Regions from separate parts of the Homo sapiens genome. Here region 2 is linked to region 1. The links are chromatin contacts, found by Hi-C or POLR2A ChIA-PET in ENCODE. All regions are on one chromosome and are shown on one strand. The core of a region is the stretch at or near the end of the contact, and the rest is flanking DNA. Distances in the headings are between cores, read along the strand shown.

What was found. A loop is a pair of places that touch in the nucleus more often than their neighbours do. ChIA-PET counts read pairs that join two places held with the same protein, here RNA polymerase II (POLR2A). Pooled maps may share reads with other maps.
Region 2: a loop to region 1 is called in a pooled map, with 13 times the contacts of the local background. The contact joins the promoter of TMSB15B-AS1 here to the enhancer-like site in region 1. A Hi-C loop is called at or near these places in 1 of 37 single-sample maps with no recorded cell type and 10 of 50 pooled maps. POLR2A ChIA-PET finds 5 or more read pairs at or near these places in 1 of 52 experiments (HEK293).

The regions. Positions count from the first base shown.
Region 1 is chrX:103,530,573-103,537,866 of GRCh38, forward strand. It overlaps LINC02589 (long intergenic non-protein coding RNA 2589), which reads right to left. Exons shown (of 6, transcript NR_131237.1): 5 at 538-612; 6 at 195-325. Among named protein-coding and RNA genes, the nearest start is that of RAB40A, 15 kb to the left of the region's middle. RefSeq lists an enhancer at 3,095-3,164. Within about 2 kb of position 3,284, at least 6 of the 41 ENCODE cell types and tissues checked have a DNase peak (open chromatin) inside an H3K27ac peak, as active enhancers do.
Region 2 is chrX:103,916,688-103,923,981 of GRCh38, forward strand. It overlaps TMSB15B-AS1 (TMSB15B antisense RNA 1), which reads right to left and starts at 2,861. Exons shown (of 5, transcript NR_146557.1): 1 at 2,738-2,861; 2 at 2,145-2,393; 3 at 1,722-1,773; 4 at 1,400-1,538. It also overlaps a transcript of TMSB15B not described here. RefSeq lists an enhancer at 2,787-2,876.

The DNA of each region.
Region 1 (7,294 bases), core at 2,034-4,533:
TGAATCAGGCAGCACAAGTCTTGGAGCCTGTGCCCTGGGTGTTGGCTCACCCACCAGGCACTCCATCTCTACCTGCTTCTGTGTGCCTCACCATTACTCTACCACACAGCAATGAAGCTCCCACATAACAGAAATATGCACTTTCTAAGGGAGGCTAGCAGGAGAAGTGACTTACCCCTCAGTCAAGAATGTCCCAGAGTTACTGGTTTGGGTTTGGTGCCAGGATGCAGAGAGATCTCCAGTATCTCTTGCTCCAGTGTCCTGTCCAGCAGACATAGTATAAGGTTTTCATCAAGCCCCTCAGGAGCGCAAAGGAAACATATTTCTGTCATATACAACAGGGTGGGGGGAAAATAGGAGGTAGGAAAAACTATGAAACAGTAAGAAATGGGGTGAGTGATGACTTCATCCCTGTACCCCAAACTCCACTCATGGGGTCCATGACTCAGTTGGATGGAGATGGTAGAACCGCTTTCTTCCCTTCCCCCAGGCCCAGCAGGGTGCTCATTCCACCACATAGAAATGACAGTGACTCACAGTGAAATTAGAAACATGTGTTTTCCTTCTTCTCTCCATATGCTCTCTCGATACAGGAAAAATAGTTACTGTACACTGGAGAAACATGACAAACACCATCCTTAACCAAATGATGAAGGTTAACATCACCAGTGACATCATGCAGGCATCGTATACTCCCAGATATGATGCGACAAGAAGGGCACCGGAACTAGTGGTATTCCTTCTCAAAATCTGTAACCACAGTCAAATCACAAGAGAAGCAACAGACTGAGCCTGTACTCCTCAAGACTGTCAGGGTTATGAAAGTCGTCTGGCAGTTCCTCAGATGAATAAACAGAGATTTACCATATGACCCAGAAATCCCAATCCTAGGTACATAGCCAAGAAAAATGAAAACCTATGTCTACATAAAAACTCGTACATAAACGTATATAACATCATCACTCATAACAGGCAAAAAGCAGAAATCATCTAAATGACCATCAATAGACAGATGGATAAACAAAATGTGGTATATCCTTAGAATAGAATATTATTCAGCCTTTAAAAAATGAATGAATTCTGCTACATGCTACAATACACATGAACCCTAAAAACATCATGCTAAGTGAAAGATGCAAAAGACCAAATACGGCATGATTCCATTTATATGAATGTCCAGGATGAACAAATCCACAGACACACAAAGCATAACTGTGGTTCCAAGAGCTGAGGATAGGTGCAGGTTTAACTGCATTGAAGCACAATGGGAGTTTTGGGGACAATTGAAATTTCTGAAACTCAATTATGGTGATGGTTGTACAACTCTATACATTTAATAAAAATCACCAACCTTAAAATGAATGGGTTCCATTGTCTATAAATAATATTGCAAGAAATTTGTTTAAAAAATATTGGCCAAGGCTTCTATTGTACCACAGGAATGACCAAAATTTTTCATAAAAAGGCCTTGATGCACATGTCTTATATAAACACGAATGTACATAAAGCTGTAGCTGTATCCCAGCCCTGACTCTACGTCCTGTGTTCCTCCAATGACCTTTCCCCCACCCCACATGCTACCTGAAGTCTAATTCAGGTCTGATCATTTTCATGTCTTCCAAATGTTGGGATGGCTTGAGAGTGGGACCACAACAGGGTCCCGGGCCTTCCCTCTGTGACAGGATGCCAGCATTATTACTTTCCTCACCCCTCTCCAAACTTTTTCACATTGTTCCACTTTGGGGAGCCTAAATGGCACAACATTCTGGGTGTCAGCATGACAATACTTATCAAAAGGTTACATAGGTGCATACACTAAGCACCAACAATTTCCTTTTTAAAAGTTTAACTTCAGGATGTAGTGAAGGATGTTGATAAGGGTCTGGTTATAAGGACTGCCATCCTAACAATACCCTCTCTTCACTGCTAGACCTGAATTTAGAAAGGGAGACCAAACAGGATGCAAAACCATGAAGAGGCAGAAGGAAGCAGAGGCAAGTGTGGTTGTCAGCACACACACACTTGCACACATTCACACACACTCCCCCACATTCATGCGCTAATTGGGTTCTATTATCACAATACTAGAATTTTTCTAAGACAGTTTGCTGTGTTCCAAGAGGACACATTCAGCTCAGTGCAAACAGCCACAGGAACTGTGCCCTTCAGCAGAGCACAGACCTTGAAAAGATGCCAGTGTAGATTAAAGGAAATATCAGGACACTCTGAATAACATAGGGTTGTGAAAATTGATTATGTCACATCCATAGGATGGAATTCTAGGAGGCAGTAAAAATAAGTTATAATGAAAACAATGATGAGAGATGATTTCTTGCCTAACCAGTTATCAATAATCAACATTATTTCCAGTGTGTGAGCAGACACTTTCATACCATATTAGTAGGAATATATATGAGTAATAATGTTATCATGTATTGTGTTAATATAAAACTTTATAGATTTCATAATAAAAGAGCATTTTGACAATCTCATAAAGAAATTCTTACAAATACATTTGCATATATGTGAGCAAGGATGTTATGTTTGCTACTGTTTATAATAAAACATGGTAAAGGAACTACATTTTTATCTCAAAGTGAAATAAATGTGGTACCATCCATAAGATGAAACATCCAGTTGATGGCAAAAATAAAAACTAAAATTATGTTGTAAAGTAATTTAAAATGTTATGGTAGACATGTATTTTCATGGAAAAATTGTCATAATAAAGTCAAAGGCAGGTTACAAAGATCATAAGTAGCCAGGATCCATTTTTGCTCATATCCATCTACAGCTATTTTTGCAGAGGACTCAAAGCATACAAATAAAAATAATATTTTTCTTGCTCCCACATAAAGCCTTCTCCTCAGCATAGTGAGAGGCTGCACTTTGTTTGGAGGCCATAAATATTCTTTTAGCCTGGAATTGCTCCATTTTCCATCCAGACTTCCAGAAAACTCCATAGAGTGGGCTTGGGCCAAACTGCTCCTTCCCACCTTCCTGCTCAGACGTAAAAGCTGCAGTTCAGGCTTCTGTCACGAGGGGGCACCAACGTACCTTCATAATCAAACCTCTACAAAGACGTTTACGCAATGAGCGAAAAAATAAAATACCCTCCACTAAAACCCAGTCTATGAACCTATGGACAGAATGATTCTAATTCTTCCAGAAAAAAATTGATAGGTGTAAAAGAACACTGCAAAAACATGTACTCCATGGCGTCTATACAATGAAACACCACGTACGAGGAGCGAGCCTTGGCAGTCCTTAGCAGGCTGGTGTAGCGCAAACCAGGGCAGCGGGAGGTGAGTGGAAGAGAATGGGGGCACTGGAATGGGGTCTGGACGGCTGTGTCCATAGCGTCCCGGAGAGGGCATGCCTGAGAGGAGGTCTGGGAAGCCTGTTCAGGTGTGGGGTAATGGAGAGTGAACAACCTACACCCTGGGAGGGACCACTCTACAGTATGGACACCTCAAACTGCACTAACAAAGGAAGAAATAAATCAATGAATGAGATGTGGATTTAGGGTCAACAGCAAATGGACCTGCTTTAATATACATGTGAATTTTCCAAAGAAAACTTACAGTAAACAAACAATTCCAAGACATTTGCCACTCTTTGAAAAATGTACTCTTTTTCATTAGAAAAAGGAAAATAATAATGGAGTTAGATATCACGTCGGGCCAGAGTCAGGATTGCAGCTCTGAGAGTTTCAGACTAGGGGGTTCATCAACTGGGAGGGACAGATGGAGGTTAGGAGCTTGGCTGAAAACTTCAGTATCAGCCAAAGTTTTCTGGAATTATTCACCTAATGGTAGCAATCTCCCTGTATCTTTCATTTTCCTGTATATCTAAAAGCAAGATTAGTTCTAGACCACCAACCTCTAAATTGAAGGTAAAACTGTACCTGTCAGTGTGTATTTGGAGTAATTTAGCTGGAGGAGACACAGATACAAACACACACACATGTAGAAACACAGTCAATTCGATTTTTATCTATTTTGTTTCACTATAAAATCGAATACATTGAATGTTTTCACAAATTAGTGAATACATGTATACAATTCTTTTGTCAGTCTCTTCATAAGGATTTTTTGTGTTCAAGTTTTTATCAAAATACTCTTCTCCTTAATATAAAGTTTCAAAAAATATGCAAAATTATACTCAAAAATAGGAATTTTATCCTGCATCTCTCACAGACCTGACTCCTGCCCCCTGACCCCAAAAGGTCTGCTGTCCCTAGGATGGCACATACTCTCCAGACGTGTCCCTGTGAGATGCACATAAACGCGTTCACCACCCCCCCCCACACACACACATTGTCTTCTCCAAAAGTGCAATCACAGTTCTCATCTTGTCATTTCCACTTATTATAATTTATCAGGATTTTAAAATATTTGCATCTTATTAGTTCTTGTGGTTTTTGCATATTTAATATGTTTATTGTCCATGTATATACTTATTTGAATTTTCTGTTGAAATCATTGCCAATTGTTTTGTTAATGAGTATGTTTCACAAATCACAGACACCAACCCAACATCTGAGACGTAGTTTGAAAATGTTTTCTCCCCTGTTTTAATACAATGGTTACTGGGTTTTTATCTTTCACTTGGAAAATGTTTTAAATTTCCATAATGGGACTTAATAATTATACATGTCATAATTGAAAAACAAAAAACATTCCAAAACACCTGGGGAGCACGTACTGTCAGCCTGGAGGGAGATTAGAGCATTCAGAAACCTGGAGGCATCAAGAGAAAATGATAAATCTTTAGAGTATTCCAGAGTTAGCTGCTGGTCAGGAGATAACAAAGTTTCTCCTGGATTGCAAAAACTCCCCTAAAGGCAGCACCCTGATCTGAATAATGGTCATAATAATGGGTACCTTGGATAGCAGTTAAGATTAAAGGAGGCTAGTTAAGGTGGTTCATGCCTGTAATCCCAGTGCTTTGGGATACCATGGAGGGAGGATCTCTTGAGGCCAGGAATTCAAGACAAGCCTGGGCAACATAGCAAGACCTTGTCTCTACCAAAAAAAGAAAAAAAAAAAGATTAAAGCAGATAAAATATAAAGTGCATTGGCTTACAGTAGTTCAGTGCATGTTACTTTCCTTCCCTCCAGCTCTCCTCTCCCAAGGCCAACACCTGAGCTTCTGCCTGAGCCCACTCGCCACCTCAGGGATCAGCCAACTCATGTGGCCCTACACCCAGGTCTCTTGGTACAAAGGACAAGATTTCATCTCCTCTGTCATCTTCATCACCCAGAGGGGTTGTGGAGTGGAGGACCCGTGGGGCCACAATAGCAGGGGAGTGGAATTTGGCCATTTTTCAAGCCCTGGAAGCCCATCTTCTAGAAGGGAAGCTGCCCAGGGTCCTCTAGGGAGGGCGAAGGATGGAACCTCATTCCAATCCTGCCACTTACCTGGGGAGATGACTTAGACTCTGTGAGCCTGAGTTAGTCATCTGTGAAATGGGACTGACCATACCATCCTTACAGAGCTGTCCTGAGGGGTTAATGAGAAAACCTGTGGAGAATATATAGCATGGAGTGGGACTTCAATGGCCCTTTAAATGCTGAGACACAGAAGTGGGGGCTGGCTGAGCCTCAGGGCTAAGGCAGGCATTGTAAAAAGTTATTTTTCATTGTTTCTCTCCTAATGAGAACACAGACATCCATATAAGGAAAGCAAATCTCTCTCTGATATGCCTTGAGTTCAAAGTTTTAGAGACAGAATGTTCTCTACATTCTTGGGTGTTTTCTAATCTCATAAAAGCTGTTCAGCATCATGCCTCTGAGCAGACCCAAATCCACTTCCCCATACTCAGAAGGAAAAAAAAATGATAGGGGTAAAAAACAAGACTGTAAAAACATATGCTCCAGGAAATCCATGCCATGAAACACCAGGTAGCTCTAGTGCATCTTGGCAGTCACCAGTCGTCATTGGTCAGTGCAGGGCAGGCAGGAGGTGGCTGAGAGTGGATGGGTCACTGATATAGGACCTGGGCAGCTTGTTCATAGTGTCCAGGAGAGAAGATGACTGAGAGGGGTTGGGAGAAGGCCTGGGAAGCCTGTACAGGGGTGCAGTAATGAAGAATGCAACACCCTGCTCTCTGGGAGGAACCTATCCACTTTATGGACACCTCAACCTACACCGTGGAGGGAAGAGATAAATTAATGAATATGATGTAGATTTGGGGTCAACAGCAAATGGACCTGCTTTAATATGTGAATTTTCCAAATAGAACTGGTGTCAGAGTAAACAAATCACTTCATAACATTTGTTACTCTTAGCAAAATGTACTCCCTTTTCATTAATAAAAGAACAAAAGACATGGAGATAGCTGTGATGCCTCCTGGTAGCCAAAGACAGGATTGCAGCATTGAGAGTCAGACCAGAGGCTCAGCAGGGAAGGGAGAGGGATTGAGGTTGGAAGTTAGCTTCACTATATCAGCCAGAGGTTTTTTTGAATTATTGATCTAATGATAGCAGTCTCCTTGTATTCATCATGTTCTAGGATATATAAAACTCAGATTGGTTGCAGCTCCCATCTGAATTAAAGATAATGCTACATCTGTGAGTGTGTATATGGGGTGACAGAGCTAGAGGACACACACACACACACAGATTCAATTAAATTTTTTATTTCTTTCATAATATAACACAATGAATTCTTTTTCAAATTAATGAAAATATGTGCATATTATCTTTGACAATCAGTTCAAAACTATCTTGTGTTCAAATTTTTATCAAAATATTTGTATTCCCAAATACTGAATTTTAAACAATATATGAGTACATTCATAAATTGAAATTAATCTGCACTCTCACTGGTCCAACTCCCACCCTTTGATTCCAAGGGGTCTACTGTCCCTAGGATGGTGCATACTCTCCAGATGTGCTCCTGTGAGGTGCACATGAACACATTCACACACACACGCGCACACACAAACACACACATATTGTCTGTTCCAAATGTGCAATCACGTCCTCATCTTTTGTATCTTGTTGTTTCCAATTATTATAAATTCTCAGGATTTTAAAATATTTGCATCTCATTAGTTCTTGTGGTTTCTGTGTTTTCTAATATTTATTGTTCACATATATACTTATTTGAATTATCTGTTGAAATTGTTGCCAATCATTTTGTTACTATGTTTCACAAATCACAGACACCAACCCAATATCTGAGATGTAGTTTGAAAATGTTTTCTCCCTTAATACAATTGTTACTGGTTTTTTATTTTTCATTTGGAAAGCATTTTAAATTTCCATAATGAGACTTAAAAAATTA
Region 2 (7,294 bases), core at 1,611-4,110, 390 kb after region 1:
TTTGCCACTGTAAAACTAGGATTGCCTTTCCTCAAGCTTCCAGTAACATCTTCCTAGTTTCGGTCTCATAACTCACCACAAGCACCTTTAACACTCATAGCTCTAGCAACATATCGGTGATCATGATATATGTATTCTCTAAGTCAGAGATCCTTTGTCTGCAGCAAATAATTCTTTTCTTAACCCTCACTTGAATTGCATTTGGTGTCCATATTTCCCCCAGCCATCTCCTAAAGGCCCTCTAGGCTTCTTGTGCCATGCATGTCAAAATGCTTCCAGTCTCTATCCATTATCTAGTTCCAAAGCTGCTTCCACTCTTTCAGGTGTTAGCTATCAGATCTGTCTGGCAACAGAATCCCTATTGGTTTGCTCTGTTAGCCTGACAATGTACCACAGACCTGGGTGGCCTAAACAGCAGACATTAATTGTTCACAGTTCTGGAGGTTGGAAGTCCAAATCAAAGCGTCAGCTGGGTTGTTTCCTTCTGAGTAATAAGAGGGAAGGATCTCTTCCAGGGATTTTTCCTCAGCTTGTAGATGGCCCACTTCTCTGTATGCTACTTCACATTTTCTTCCCTGTACACATGTCTCTTTGTCTGAATTTCCCCTTTTGATAGGCACAATGCACGCTAGCCATTTCGAGTTAGAGCCCACCCTAATGAATGTAATTTAACTTCAGTATCCCACTAAAAAACCCATCTTCAAGTAGGAGAGAGACGAGGGGTCAGGAGTCCAATAGATGTATTTGGTGTTTTTTTTTGGGGGGGGGGACACAACTGAACCCATAGGACATAGGAATCCTGAGTTGTAGGTGGGAATACCTCCTGCCTCTTCCATTATGTTAAGAGAACACTGGTAACTGATGAAGGGAAAGAAGGTGACTCCTACCCATCTTTTTTCAAGACTACTTGAATGTTGAGTAATTTTATACACACACACACGCACACACACACACATTTATATATATATATATATATATATATATATATATATATAAAATCTGGTTTATTCCATTAAATTCTCTAGGTATAATGAGAGTGAAAAAGCTAAGGAACATTGTTAGAGATATAATGTTGATCTGACTAATCCTTATAAAGGGAAACCTAGGAATATAAGAGACAGAAATGACCATGTAGTAAAGGGATTAAATGGAAAATTATTAAATGAAAATTATTACTGTCCTTGAAGCAAGTTGCGCTATAGATATATTAGAGTTGACAATGTTTAGTTCTCGGAAAAAGAATGCATGAAAAATCTTCAGGACGCCACAGGCCACCTGCCCCTCCCCTTTACTACCTCCCCCCGCAAGAGGTAATAAGAACCCATTAATCTCATGACCTCAGGTCTCAATCACACACCCCTTTGTCAAAGTTTACCCCCGTTATTTCTCAGATTCTTACATGAGCTCGGAAACTAGCGTTCCCCTGTATTTTACTTGCAGCCTCTCAACAGGTGCCTGCCTTGAGAAAATTAGCCTCTGGGGTAGAGTCGACTTTTGTCCACTGGGGGTCGCAGATCCCAGTCCTCAGGGCCTCAAGACTGTGCCGCGAAGGAAGGAAAGGAAGGGTTGGGAGCAGCCTCTTCTGAAAACCTGATACCTCCCCTCCACCGCCTCCTCTGTCGCCAGGCGGAAAATTCCCTCTCCCATCTTCTGAACACAAGCCAAAGTGCCTCCTGCACTCCCGCCCCCCGTACATTTCCTGCGGGAAACCGTCGGCCTACCAGCTCTGCAATCAGCCGCACAGAATTCAAATTCGGATTCGGCTTTGATGACCTGCCGGAGAGAAAGGGACTAGAAGTTGGATGACCTCCCACCCCCATATTCCTTCCCAGGAAGAGATGAGGAGATGCAAAAGGGGTTCAAGACAGCTTGCGATCGTCTTCTCCCGCCCCTTGCCACCTCCCCGAACACCCGCCCCCGACGCCCGACAACACCCCCGCCCACTTCAATCCAGGCAAATCATAAATCCTACCCAGTCGGCAGCATCCAGATGAGCCACAACTCCTTTCTCAGCGCAACCAGGCCATGGGAGTGCTCCATCCCCTGCCTCGCAGTTACTGATTCTCCAAGCCGGGCGCCGCCCAGTCCTGGTGGGGCTTCCCCCACCCCTCTCCGCGCCGGGAAATCGCGCGCTCTTTCTTTACCTGCGCTCCACTGGTGGGCAGCGTATGCTCCCGCGTCGACAGCTCTGTTTCGCCTTCCGGTCCCCATAGCTCTGCAGGGGAACAGGATCGCTGGCGCCTCCTGGGCCGCTAAGCGACCCCGGGGCTGCCCGGCTTAGCGAGTGCTTCGCAGAGAGGTAGCCGAGTCGAGGCAGCGCGGTTCCCAAGGAAGTCACGGCTGCGGCCACCCTCCAGTTCGGACCTCCGGGCAGCCGCGGTTGCTTTCAGTCTCTGCCCATTGAGACAAAAGAGCGTGACAAGCCGCGCGACGCGGCCAATCAGCGGGGCGAGGAGGCGGCCTACCCAAGCAGCCTCTGGCCCTGAAGCTACTGCTAGCAAGACTCGGGAGCTGGCTGGCGGGGGCTGAGGCCGACAGGCACGGGAGCCGGCGCGGCGTCAAGTGGAGCTCGGACGCACGGACCAGGCCCATTTCCCTTTCATCTGTGAGTTTGCTGCTACCCCGTCGCTTCCCTTCTCCCCATCCCCTTCCGCCTCGGCTCTGCTCCGGGCTTTGAGACCGGATGCCTGAAACACGAGGTGGGACAGAAACCAAGTGAACAATGAGAGTTCCTTACCTTTGTATAGGGGGAAGGGGGGAAACAGCATTTACTGAGTGCTTTCTGTGTGCGGATGCGCCTGTCTCCTTTCTTCTCAGCAGCCCTGTGAAGGAGGTAGCAGTGTGCCCACTTAACAGGAAAGGACTGAAACACCCAGGCGGTACAGTTAGGAAGTGCAGAGCTAAGAGCTCACTCCCAAGTCAACATATCTGACTTCAAAGGCTACCCCTTGCCAACACTCCTCTATTCTGTTAGATTAAGGGATAGCGGAGAAAAACCAAAGCCAGGATGGGAGGACCAACTTGGGACTGCATAGAATTAGTGAGCAAGAACTGTTATCTCCATTTCACAGATGAAGAAACTGAGCCAAAGACAGAGAGGTTAAGCGTCTTGCACTGTATCCCGCAGCAAAGAAGTTACAGCATCCAACTTAGCACCTGTATGTTGCTCTCTAGATGCTAATTGTTTGCCCTGCAGCATTGTCTGAAGAGCACTTTTGCACAGGTAGTCTCAAACCATCTCAACAGCAGTCTCAATGTGATGATAGTGCTGAGGGAGGGGGTGAGGAGGTAGTAGGGAGAGGGCTGAGGGAAGATGAAGGCAACCTTTATGGTGCCCATTGTACAGAAGAGGAAACTCTTCTTGGCACTCTTCTTTCCTTCGTTTTTTTAAAAATACTTTTTTTTATACTACAAAAAGCTGCCCTTTTTATAAAAGCAACATAATTTCGACAGCCCTTTGTGACGCCAAGGGAGGCAAGGCTCAGAGAGGTAAAATGATTTGTCTGAAATTACAAGGTGAAGCCAAAATTTGGACCGAATCTCTGAATCCAGAACTCATACTATTAACTAAAGTGAGTAAAAAGTGGGCTGCCTCAGAATCATTTTGGAGAGCTTGTTATAAATGCAGATTCCTGGGCCTTACCCCTGGGGGATTTTGATGTACTAGGACTACAGGTAAAGAGTGTGATTTGTAGTTTTAAACAGCCCCATAGTTGATTCTGAGGTGTAGAGAGATTCGTGAACCACTGTTCTAAACACCACCACGTGATGCTGAAGGTTATAAGTAAATGGGCCTGTCATCAGTGTATTTGTCCATGGCATATCTGTTATGAAATGTAACTCCAGAGCACAGGTTCCTACCCGCGGTCCTTCCTGGAACTGTATGCAAAGAATCTGGACTCCGTACATTCTTCTGAGTCCACAGCTTTGCAGATTTTCAAATGGGTCTGTCATAATGTCTTCCTTCTTCAAGCCATGCTTGATGAAGAAGTGTGAGAAATCAAACCCCATTTAACCTAACCCCCAAACCACAGCTCTCTGTTGCTGATATGGCTCTTTCATTTCCTGGCTCAAGGACAGGTTGCTAGGTTGCCCTTCTGTGAGCTCTTCAGGGGACTTCTCCTTTGCTGGATTTGGCATCACTGGCCCCAGAGAAGGAGCAACTCCATGGAAACAGCATGCAGGGCTGTCCAAAGTGAATGGCCATGAAGGCAGTGGCTGGAAAACCTGCTCCATTTTTCCCTGACTTAGAGAGCAGGTATTACTTCCTTTATGTATAGTGTGGCTAGGAGGCTCCTGTGGGGCCTGTTCTTGACTCCTGATGCTTGGAAGCAAGTGAACAGTCTGAAGCCCTTCCACTGCCGTTGGCTTCATCTTCAGCCTGCCAAGGCACTTCACTCACTCATTTCCACCCTCTTATTTACAACCCCAAGATGTAGAGTTCCTTGGAGTAAACAATACAGATTTGGAGATGAAGCACTTTCCATCTCAGGATTGTGGCCTGTGGATGGAACAGTGGGGTAGTGGTGGTGGAAGGTGGAAAGTGTGGATGTATGGAGAAGGCAGGTTGCTCACCTCGCACACTTAGGGGTGATGGTGGCAGTAGCTCTTAGGTTTCCTTCAGACTTTTGCTTCTGCTCCCCTGTCCCGTGACATCTGACTCTTGCCTCCCAGAAGACTCTTGTTCAGTGTTTAAATTGGCTTTATCACCAAATTAGGTATTTGCAGCTGGACTTGGTAGGGATGGAATCACATAAGACCAAGAATAGGTGTCAGAGCTCGGACAAAAATAATGACAGGAAATGGATTGTGTAAAGGTGCCAGAGTTGGACTACTGGAACAAAGCGAGAGACATTTTGTGCAGGGATGGGGGGAGTATTTGCAACCTGGCTCCAATTGGATACAGGACATCCTATCTCTGGCCTCATGTGTGTGAGTCTGTTCCAACTGATGGCTCTAATGAGACCACATTTTGTAATTTTAACACATAAACCTTAGAAGCTTGAAGGTTTAGAGATAAAGCTTTCAGCTGAAACAATAATAGCTGCCTTTGGCTGCCTTCCTCCTTTGTACCAGGAACTTTCTATCTGTTATCTCATTTAAGCTTCCCAGCAACACTGTTGAGACAGCCATTGTATCCCATTTTGCAGAGAGGGAAACTGAATTTCAGGGATGTTAAGTAACTTGTGTAAGGCTTCACAACTTTTAAGTGCAGGCACTGGGATTGCAGGCCAGGGATGTCAAACTCCAAAGCCCATGAAAACTCTTCTTTGCTGCCTTCCAAACAAGCAGTCTAAAAGGCATTCTGCAGATAACCCAGTTCATTAGACCGATTGCAGCTTTTAGAACAATTTAGTTGTTATCTTGCCTTTATTCCTATTATCTCTCTCTCTCTCTCTTTTTTTTTTTTTTGAGACGGAGTCTCCCACTGTCACCCAGGCTGGGGTGCAGTGGTGCGATCTCAGCTCACTGCAAGCTCTGCCCTATTATCTCATTTTTATTTAATTTATTTATTTATTTATTTTTTATTAGTGCTATACTTTAAGTTCTAGGGTACATATGCACAACGTGCAGGTTTGTTACATATGTATACATGTACCATGTTGGTGTGCTGCACCCATTAACTCGTCATTTACATTAGGTATATCTCCTAATGCTAACCCTCCCCCCTCCCCCACCCCACGACAGGCCCCAGTGTGTGATGTTCCCCATCCTGTGTCCAAGTGTTCTCATTGTTCAATTCCCACCTATGAGTGAGAACATGCAGTGTTTTGTTTTCTGTCCTTGCGACAGTTTGCTCAGAATGATGGTTTCCAGCTTCATCCATGTCCCTACAAAGGACATGAACTCGTCCTTTTTTATGGCTTCATACTATTCCATGGTGTATATGTGCCACATTTTCTTAATCCAGTCTATTATTGACGGACATTTGGGTTGGTTCCAAGTCTTTGCTATCGTGAATAGTGCTGCAATAAACATGCATGTGCATGTGTCTTTATAGCAGCATGATTTATAATCCTTTGGGTATATACCCAGTAATGGGATGGCTGGGTCAAATGGTATTTCTAGTTCTAGATCCCTGAGGAATCGCCACACTGTCTTCCACAATGGTTGAACTAGTTCACAGTCCCACCAACAGTGTAAAAGTGTTCCTGTTTCTCCACATCCTCTCCAGCACCTGTTGTTTCCTGACTTGTTAATGATCACCATTCTAACTGGTGTGAGATGCTATCTCATTGTGGTTTTGATTTGCATTTTTCTGATGGCCAGTGATGATGAGCATTTTTTCATGTGTCTGTTGGCTGCATAAATGTCTTCTTTTGAGAAGTGTCCATATCCTTCACCCACTTTTTGATGGGGTTGTTTGATTTTTTCTTGTACATTTGTTTAGGTTCTTTGTAGATTCTGGATATTAGCCCTTTGTCAGATGGGTAGATTGCAAAAATTTTCTCCCATTCTGTAGGTTGCCTATTCACTCTGATGGTAGTTTCTTTTGCTGTGCAGAAGCTCTTTAGTTTAATTAGATCCCATTTGTCAATGGATCATTTGTTGCCATTGCCTTTGGTGTTTTAGACATGAAGTCCTTGCCCATGCCTATGTCCTGAATGGCATTGCCTAGGTTTTCTTCTAGGGTTTTTATGGTTTTAGGTCTAAAATTTAAGTCTTTAATCCATCTTGAATTAATTTTTGTATAAGGTGTAAGGAAGGGATCCAGTTTCAGCTTTCCTCATATGGCTAGCCAGTTTTCCGAGCACCATTTATTAAATAGGGAATCCTTTCCCCATTTCTTGTTTTTGTCAGGTTTGTCAAAGATCAGATGTTTGTAGATGTGTGGTATTATTTGTGAGGGCTGTGTTCTGTTCCATTGGTCTATATCTCTGTTTTGGTACCAGTACCATGCTGTTTTGGTTACTGTAGCCTTGTAGTATAGTTTGAAGTCAGGTAGCGTGATGCCTCCAGCTTTGTTCTTTTGGCTTAGGATTGTCTTGGCAATGCGGGCTCTTTTTTGGTTCCATATGAATTTTAAAGTAGTTTTTTCCAATTCTGTGAAGAAGGTCATTGGTAGCTTGATGGGGATGGCATTGAATCTATAAATTACCTTGGGCAGTATGGCCATTTTCAAGATATTGATTCTTCCTATCCATGAGCATGGAAGGTTCTTCCATTTCTTTGTATCCTCTTTTATTTCGTTGAGCAGTGCTTTGTAATTCTCCTTGAAGAGGTCCTTCACATCCCTTGTATGTTGGATTCCTAGTATTATCTGATTTTTAAAAATGAAATTACTAATATAACT